3 separate regions of the Homo sapiens genome follow, and regions 1 and 2 are each linked to region 3. The links are chromatin contacts, found by Hi-C or POLR2A ChIA-PET in ENCODE. All regions are on one chromosome and are shown on one strand. Each heading gives the region's core, a stretch centred on a gene start or an enhancer-like site at or near the end of the contact. The rest is flanking DNA. Distances are from core to core; before and after follow the strand shown. Region 1 holds the start of CARD11-AS1 (CARD11 antisense RNA 1). Region 2 overlaps AMZ1 (archaelysin family metallopeptidase 1). Region 3 overlaps GNA12 (G protein subunit alpha 12).

Region 1 (2,700 bases), core at 88-2,587, 120 kb before region 3:
TCCATTCCCGATCTGTTCCAGTGCTTTCTCCATTCTTCCTCCCCTATTTAAAACCCTTTGGTGGTTTTTCATTGCTTCTTTGTAAAGACCCAGGTCTTGGCCAGGCACAGTGGCTCATGCCTGAAATTCCAACACTTTTGGAGGCTGCAGCCATAGAATTGCTTGAGCCCAGGAGTTCCAGGCTGCAATAAGCTATGATCATGCCCCTGCACTCCAGCCTGGGTAATAGAGCGAGACCCTGTTTTAAAATATAAAAAAAGTCCCAGGTCTTTAATGCAGCCCACAAGGACCCTTCATGATCCAGTCCCTGCTGACACCACCAGCCTCGCCTTTCTCTTCTCTCTCTCTCCTTCGGCCACTTTGGTCTTCGTTCAGTTCCTGAAATATGCCAAGTTCCTCCCTCCTCCCCATATGGCCTTGGCAATGTTGTTCCCCTTTCCTAGAATGCCTTTTCCCACCCGAACTTAACATTTTACCTCAACCATCAGGAGCCTTCTCCAACCCCCTCTGCCCACAAGGCTGGATCTGGGCCCCTGCTACACACTCTCATAGCCCCATCTACCTTTACTTTGTGAAATCCTCACGGTCTGTAATTCTATTTGTGGTATCATTTGATTTTTTTAAATGTGTTTCTCTTATTACACCCTAAGCTCTCCCGGGGCCAAGGCTGTGAGTCTCGCTCACTCTGAATCCCCAGTGCCTCGTGGGCAGAGTGAGTAAAGAGCTTGGCACAACGTTGGTGAGTGAGTGAATGAATGGCACCTGCCCTGCGTCTGGAACCTCCTTTTTCCACTTCCCAGTCCTCAGGCCTGACTGGGTGCCCCCTCTCCACAGTGGAGGAAGGCCACGAGGGCCTCACGCACTTCCTGATGAACGAGGTCATCAAGCTGCAGCAGCAGATGAAGGCCAAGGACCTGCAACGCTGCGAGCTGCTGGCCAGGTTGCGGCAGCTGGAGGATGAGAAGAAGCAGATGACGCTGACGCGCGTGGAGCTGCTAACCTTCCAGGAGCGGTACTACAAGATGAAGGAAGAGCGGGACAGCTACAATGACGAGCTGGTCAAGGTGAAGGACGACAACTACAACTTAGCCATGCGCTACGCACAGCTCAGTGAGGAGAAGAACATGGCGGTCATGAGGAGCCGAGACCTCCAACTCGAGGTGAGGGGTGCCCAAGGGCTACTCCGCCAGGGTGACCCGGGGGAAACAAATGTCACCAGGGCTCAATTCTCCCATAAAGCAGGTGCAGGCACATGCACGTGGTCTGCCGGAGCTTCCTGCCAGCCAGGTGTGGGGGAATGGAGGACACAGGGCCTCTGGGAGTTCTAGGTCCACTATGCACCTGCACGTGTACCCATAGTGCTTAGCGCTACCGGGTAAGCGGCCTACATCCCCTGTGCGCATGGGCAGACATGCGCACAAGGACCGACCCAGTGCGCAGCTTTCCACCACCGGCTCAGTCCCAGATCCACCTTGCACATGCGCATGCAGACCCAGAATGGCTCACTCCGCAAATGAATTAAGGAGATTTACATCTTCTTTTTTCTTTTCTTTTATTTTCCTTTCCTTCTTTTCTTTCTTTCTTTTTCTTTTCTTTTTTTTTTTTTTTTTTTTTTTTTTTTTTGAGACAGGGTCTTCCACTGCCCAGGCTGCAGTGGTGTGATCATGGCTCACTGAAGCCTTGACCTCCTAGACTCAAGTGATCCTCCTGTCTCAGCCTCCAAAGTAGCTGGGACTACAGGTGCCCACCATCACGCCAGGCTATTCTTTCAATTTTTTTGTAGAAAAGGGGTCTCGCTATTTTGCCCAGGCTGATCTGCAACTCCTGGGCTCAAGTGATCTGCCTCCCTTGGCCTTACAAAGTGGTGGGATTACAGGTATGAGCCACTGCACCCGGCCTCGTTCATTCTTTCTGTTTATTGAGTTCCATCGGGTACCAGGCTTTTTGTTTTTGGGTTTTTTGGAGGAGTTTTTTGGACAGAGTCTCACTCTGTCACCCAGGCTGGAGTGCAGTGGTGTGATCACAGCTCACTGTAGCTTTGGCCTTGCAGGCTCAGGTGATCCTCCCACCTTAGCCTCCCAAGTAGCTGGGACTACAGGTACATGCTATGCCAGCTAATTTTTTTCTATTTTTATCCTACCCACCCCCCTTTTTCTATTTTTAGTAAAGACAGGGTTTCACCATGTTGCCCAGGCTGGTCTTGAACTCCTGGGCTCGGGCAATCTGCACACTTGGCCTCCCAAAGTGCTGGGATTACAGGTATAAGCCACCACACCTGGCCCCCAGGCTCTTTTCCAGGGATACATAGCTGAAGACTAAAACCCTTCTGTCGTGGAACTAACATTGTAATCAGAAAACAAATGCATAGATACTTGGTAGAAATGAGTGCTATCAAGAAGAGAAGACAGGGCGTGAGGACAGAACATGAGGATTGCTACTTTAACTAGGGTGTCCAGGAAAGGTCTCTGAGAAGGAGACACATGAAGAGAGATCTGAAGGGATGAAAGGAGCCAACCATGCAAGTCTCAGGGGAAAGCACTCGCAAAGCCCATAAGTAGGGGGCATTTTGTTTTTGTTTTTGTTTTTGTTTTTGAAGAAACAGCAGGAAGGCTGAGCTTGATGGCCCACACCTGTAATCCCAGCATTTGGGGAGGCCAAGGCGGGAGGATTGCTTCAGTCCAGGAGTTTGAGACCAGCATG
Region 2 (2,700 bases), core at 30-2,529, 110 kb after region 3:
CCTGTTACACAGCCTCAGGAAGGTACTAAGAGCTGCCCCTTGACGGGGCACAGCTGGCAGCAGCAACCTTTACAAGGCATCACCAGGTGCTGACCAGCCATCACGCCACCTGTACCCTCGGGAGATGCTCCTACCCTCAGCCATGGCTGCGCCTGGGTTCCCCCCAAGTCACAGGCTCTTCTCCTTACACTTGGAAAAGCTGTTTCCTCTGTGCCCCCTTCACCTTCCCTTGACTGCCAGAGTCTTCAGAGAGGATCCCTGCAGAGAGATTCCAGCACTGTGAGCTAGAAATGCCACGGCCTCTAGTTCAGTGTCACCCAGGACCCTGCAAGATACAGCTCCTCACTCTACCCCAGAAGGAAGGAGGGCCCAGCTAGGCCCTGCAGGGGATTCTGACAGGCTCGGTCCGGGAACCACACCCCCACTTGCCTCAACGGGCGGGAGGAGGATGCAGGGGCTTTCCAGCGCGGTTTCATTGACTGCTCTGGTGCCTGTACGCAGTGAGCACCTTATAACTGGTTGTAGTCCAAAGCTGGGTTTGAAGAAAAATTACCACCACCTGCCTTTGCACTCAGAACTCAGAGTAAAGCTTTTGAGCTTGCAAACAAATGTCCATGAATACGGACGAGCCCTTTGCTCGGCAACCCCACCCAGGCGACAGAGGGAGTTAGGAATGGAGGCCACCTCCAACAAGCCTTGTTGTGTCAGCTCCCACCTCCTCGCAAGGGGCCTGTGCCTCCTCTGAGCAGCAGTGACCCAAGTGTGGGTGACGGGAAAGCAAAGAGAAAGTTACCCTGGGAAGACCGTGCCACCCGCCGGCTGGGCTCCAATGCCAGCTCTTCCTGACAGAGGGAGAAAAGCCCTCGTCCCCACTCGACCCCGCTGCAACCTCCCAGTCACAGCCACCACACGCGGGCCCTGGCAGGACTCGATCTACTGCCAGTGAGATCCGGATGGAGCTCAACCCCAGCGCAGGTCCCAGGGCTCTGCACTGCCTGGAACCCGGCAGTTGACAAAGCCTGTGTGCGGTCCCCATGCCCTGCGTAGCCTCCAGGCGGCGCTCGCGGGCCTCCGGAGCGCAGGTCCCAGCAGCCGGGCAGCGCAACTCAGCCACTCACCTGGTACCTCTCGATGAGCCTGAAACCCAGGACATGCTGCAGCTTCCTCAGGCAGATGGGACAGAGGTCCAGGGGCCGCCGCAGGGCCTCGTCCAGGCTGAGCGCACCCTGCATGAGGCAGCGGAGCCAGCGGCAGTTCCCCAGGCCCAGAAGGTGGCAGAGCTCGTGGCACGTGACCTGGGGGGAAGGCCACCAAGCACCTTGCCTCACTGCCTTGCCCCTGCATCCGGCAGATCCCCAGGCAGCCCCAGCAGGACCAAAATGAGGACCTGGGTGAGGCCAGATGGCCGGGAGGTGGTCCAGGCGCCCTCCCCCTGCCCCAGGCGGCACAGGCCACTTTCAGGGCCCCAGGGGAAAGGTGAGTCAGGGTGGGAGGCCACACAGGATAGGGGCTTGGGGCTCTAATCCCTCCCCTGCTGCTTCATAGCTGTGTAGCCTTGCTTTCCTCATTCCATAGAGTTAGGGGTCCATCCACTTCACTGTGAGGATGGGGCAGTGTAACAGACCGAGGCACCAAGGGCTCAGACAGCACCCTCCTGTCCCCTCTTACCAGCCCCAGAGCCCCCACCCACCTTGCAGCACTGAACCATCCCCAGGGCACTGAAGCACAGGGCCCAGCCCCTGTCCTGCAGGGGGGCCTCGGGGCCGTCTGCTGCTGCCTCTACCAGGGCCAGATCAGGGGCGCTGGGCCCCGACTTCGGGAATTCCCCTGAGAACCGGGCGAAGCTGCAGACGCCCACTTCTGGAGAGAGATGGAGAGAAGGGCACTCTCAGGGGTCAGCCTTGGCTCTGGGGGGCCCACCGTCAAACCCACCTCATGCTCTCATGCAAGCTGGCCATGGCCCAAAGACATACCAGTCCTGGGAGGCCCTGTCCTGCCCACATGAAGTTGGGCCCTGGGGCAGACGCCACAGCTGAGGAACAGCCCCTATGCCATTCCTCAGGAGGAGCTGGAAGGGGCCATCTATTCCCATGCACAGGTGTTGACTTCCACCAGGAGGGTGCTTGAAGCAAAAGCAAAGAGGGTGCCCTGCAGCCACGGAGGCCACAGCCCCATGCCAGGCTACCCCCCACGCACAGCTGCTGGGGCCCCGGCTCACCGTGCCCTGGAAGGAACTTGCTGAAGGTGAAGCTCCAGGCCTCATGGGGGTACAGGTCAGACAGTGTGAGGCCCAGCACACACAGCGCGTCCCCTGGCTTGTTGTTCTTCAAGAAGGACAGGATGCCGTCTGCGGGGAGAGGGCCAGAGGATGGGGTCAGGAGGCAGCCGGGGACCCCCATCTTCCAGGCTCAGGCTGGCACCCCGTCATCCTCTTCCTCTGCCTGGGCCCTGCCCCTTCCCAAGTCAGGTGTGGGCCACCAGCGTTTGGTGTGACCTGAGGGCACACAGTACTGCATGATGTGGAGTGACAGCCAGGGCCATTTGGAGATCAGGACATGGTAAGTCAAAGGCCATGGACAGCCCAGTGGGGACGCTGGAGAGGCAGCCGGGCCAACAAGACTGGCGCTTGCAGCCCCAGGAAGGAGAAGCCACCTCAGCAGCTGAGCGACAGCCCCAGAGAGTCCACGTCTCAGCCCTGGG
Region 3 (2,700 bases), core at 124-2,623:
CATTTTACATAGTTCTAGTCATCACATCCTGGAATGTCAGCCTGGGCGGGCATGCGAGGGCCTGGTCTGATTCCCCTGTGTCCCTAGGGCCTGGCACCATGGCAGCACATAGTAGGCATTTGAGTATTTGTTGGATGCATAAATAAATTCTTGTAATAAATACAGGAAAAAGGTCTTAGGGAACTTGAAAGCCAAATTTTAATATTGATGATCTTGTAAACAAAGTATTTTTCATGTTTTAGTAACATGAAGGTCAGGATTCCACTAAGCAGGAATATGGTGTAACCTCATGTTTCCTGGCAACTAGCCCTTTGCTACTAGACTTGCCACAGGAAGGGAAAGAGCTTACCTAGCATTGTTCATCACTGTCTTGCTAAGGTGGAGGAAAACGAGGAGCAGGGAGCTGAGAAAATAGAATAACTGCAGGAGTTTCTCTTGTCCATAGGGCACACCGTTTGGGGTGAATTGTTTTGCTTGGGGCCACCCAGTGAGTTCGTTTGGAGTTGCAAGCCTCGCTTCCTTATATAGAGTCATTGATACAATTGGGGAGTTTCCTGAGTGGATGATTAAAGCAGTTCTGTATTCATTCTTCTCTGTAAGTGCCAACACCTGGCCGTGATTTCTCTGCGGTCAGCTGGAGACTGACATCCATTTTCTCACAGTATTTACGAGGGAAGGGAACCCTGGTTGGTGAATTCATTCTCATGGTCTTTTTGCCCGAGTCAGCAGCAAGACAGTCACCTTGCCACGGGAGGCAGCGTGTCCCTGTGTTGAACAGGCGGAGAGTCTCCCCTCAGGATACAGCAGGAGTGATTGGAATGATTCTGTTTCTCAGCCTGTCTTGCAGAACATCTGTAATCTAAGCGTCATCACAAAAATTCTTAAGCCAAGAATAAGCAGAACATTAACCAGAGAATAATTGATTGGCATCTTTCACCTAGACAACATTTTTGTGAAATGGGAGTGATTCCTGTGGAGTTTTGTCCATGTTGATGAAAACATGGATGTAGGCCGGGCGCGGTGGCTCACGCCTGTAATCCTGGCACTTTGGGAGTCCAAGGCAGGAGGTTTCTTGAAGTCAGCAGTTCAAGACCAGCCTGAGCAACATAGTGAGATCCCATCTCTATCAGAAATTTTTAGAAATTAGCTGGCCATGGTGGTGCATGCCTGTAATCCCAGCTACATGGGAGTCTGAGGCAAGAGGATGGCTTGAGTCCAGGAGCTTGAAAGCTGCAGAGAGCTGTGATTGCACCACTGCATTCCAGCCTGGGTGACAGAGTGAGATCCTGTCTCTAAAGTAAAAAGTTTTAAAAGACACAGTTGGAGTTTCCTCTTTGGAAGATTACAGGGCAGAGGCCAGGGTGGTCAGTGAGTCAGGAGCTGGTGACTGGCCGGTGGGGCAGGTCTGGACAACAAGCAGCTGCCACACTGTGTGTCACTTCCGTGCTCTGTGCTTTACAGCGCTTGGGACTTTCTTTTTCAATTTTTTAGCTTTTTTAATTTTATTTTTTATTTTTTTGTAGCGATAGGTTTTGCATGTCTCCTGGGCTAGTTTCAAGCGATCCTCTCACCTCAGCCTCCCAAAGTGCTGGGATTACAGGCATGAGCCACCATGCCTGGCCTCAGCTTAAAAAAAAAAAAAAAAAAGCTTTATTGAGCTATAACTCACATATCATACCATGCCCTCATTTAAAGCCTACAATTCAGTGGACTTCAGTCTATTTACAGAGCTGTGCAGCCATCACCACAGTCAATTTTTAAAACATTTTCATCACCCCAGAAAGAAACCCTGCAGCCACTGCACATTTTCCTCCTGCCCCAGCCCCAGCCCCGGGCGGCCACCAGCCCACTTTCGACACCGTGGATTTCTCTCGACGCTGTTGATTTGCCTTTTCTGAACATTTTATGTAAATGGAATCATACAGTATGTTGTCTTCTGCGACGGACTTCTTAGCATCGTTTCTTCAAAGTTCATCCATGCTGTAGCGTGGCATCGTCATCCCTCTAAGCGGCCGAATAGCATTCCCTTTTGCTACGCCCCGTTTTGTTTATCCGTGCCTCAGTCAGTGGCATCTAGGTTCTTTCCATCTTTTGTGTGTTATGAATGATGTTGCTATAAACATCCATGTGCGGGTTTTGGTGTGAACATGTTTTCTCTTGGGTGTATTCCTAGGAGTGGAATTGCTGAGTCAAATGGTTGCTTTATGTTTAACATTTTGACGAGCTACCCGAGTGTTTCTGAATTGGCCGCAACATTTCTGTTCCCACCAATATAACGTCTTTGGGGTCTAACCGTGCTTGTGTTTATCTGTCCTTTGAATTCCAGCCATCCCGTTTTCGGTTTGCCTTTCCTCGATGGTGAATGAGGTATAGCATCTTTTCATGTGCTTATGGGCCATTTGCGTATCTTCTTTGGAGATATGGCTATACAGATCCTTTGCCCATTTTTTTAATTTGGATTATTTGTCTTTTATGCAGACTAGGGAATTTCTTAAGGGGACTGCTTTTGGTTATTGTGTTTCTCACTTATAAACTCACCTTTCAGTAATGAGTCACATACACCTCCACAGCTGTTTTGGTTTTCTGTTGCCACTGTAACAAATTACCACAGGCTTCGGGACTTAAAACATTTATTTGTTAGCTCCTAGTTGCTTGGGTCAGAGGTCTGGGCACAGTGTGGCTCAGTTGGTTGCCCTGAGT

Evidence for each region. A loop is a pair of places that touch in the nucleus more often than their neighbours do. ChIA-PET counts read pairs that join two places held with the same protein, here RNA polymerase II (POLR2A). Pooled maps may share reads with other maps.
Region 1: a map of G401 shows a loop between it and region 3 (6-fold over the local background). The contact joins the promoter of CARD11-AS1 here to the enhancer-like site in region 3. A Hi-C loop is called at or near these places in 1 of 168 maps with a recorded cell type or tissue (G401).
Region 2: a map of sciatic nerve shows a loop between it and region 3 (2.9-fold over the local background). The contact joins two enhancer-like sites. A Hi-C loop is called at or near these places in 6 of 168 maps with a recorded cell type or tissue (B cell, CD14-positive monocyte, HCT116 and 3 more), 19 of 37 single-sample maps with no recorded cell type and 11 of 50 pooled maps. POLR2A ChIA-PET finds 5 or more read pairs at or near these places in 7 of 52 experiments (A549, GM12878, MCF 10A and 4 more).

The regions. Positions count from the first base shown.
Region 1 is chr7:2,942,672-2,945,371 of GRCh38, reverse strand. CARD11-AS1 (CARD11 antisense RNA 1) reads right to left here and starts at 1,337. Exons shown (of 2, transcript NR_187443.1): 1 at 864-1,337. CARD11 (caspase recruitment domain family member 11) reads left to right here. Exons shown (of 25, transcript NM_032415.7): 5 at 835-1,160.
Region 2 is chr7:2,708,235-2,710,934 of GRCh38, reverse strand. It overlaps AMZ1 (archaelysin family metallopeptidase 1), which reads right to left. Exons shown (of 7, transcript NM_001384743.1): 4 at 2,219-2,347; 5 at 1,691-1,860; 6 at 1,119-1,295. Among named protein-coding and RNA genes, the nearest start is that of AMZ1, 21 kb to the right of the region's middle. RefSeq lists enhancers at 252-301, 312-531, 677-1,372, 1,292-1,391 and a silencer at 972-1,131. Within about 2 kb of position 1,279, at least 4 of the 41 ENCODE cell types and tissues checked have a DNase peak (open chromatin) inside an H3K27ac peak, as active enhancers do.
Region 3 is chr7:2,819,349-2,822,048 of GRCh38, reverse strand. The region is part of intron 1 of GNA12 (G protein subunit alpha 12); the gene reads left to right. Among named protein-coding and RNA genes, the nearest start is that of GNA12, 24 kb to the left of the region's middle. RefSeq lists enhancers at 1-352, 353-1,042. Within about 2 kb of position 1,373, at least 21 of the 41 ENCODE cell types and tissues checked have a DNase peak (open chromatin) inside an H3K27ac peak, as active enhancers do.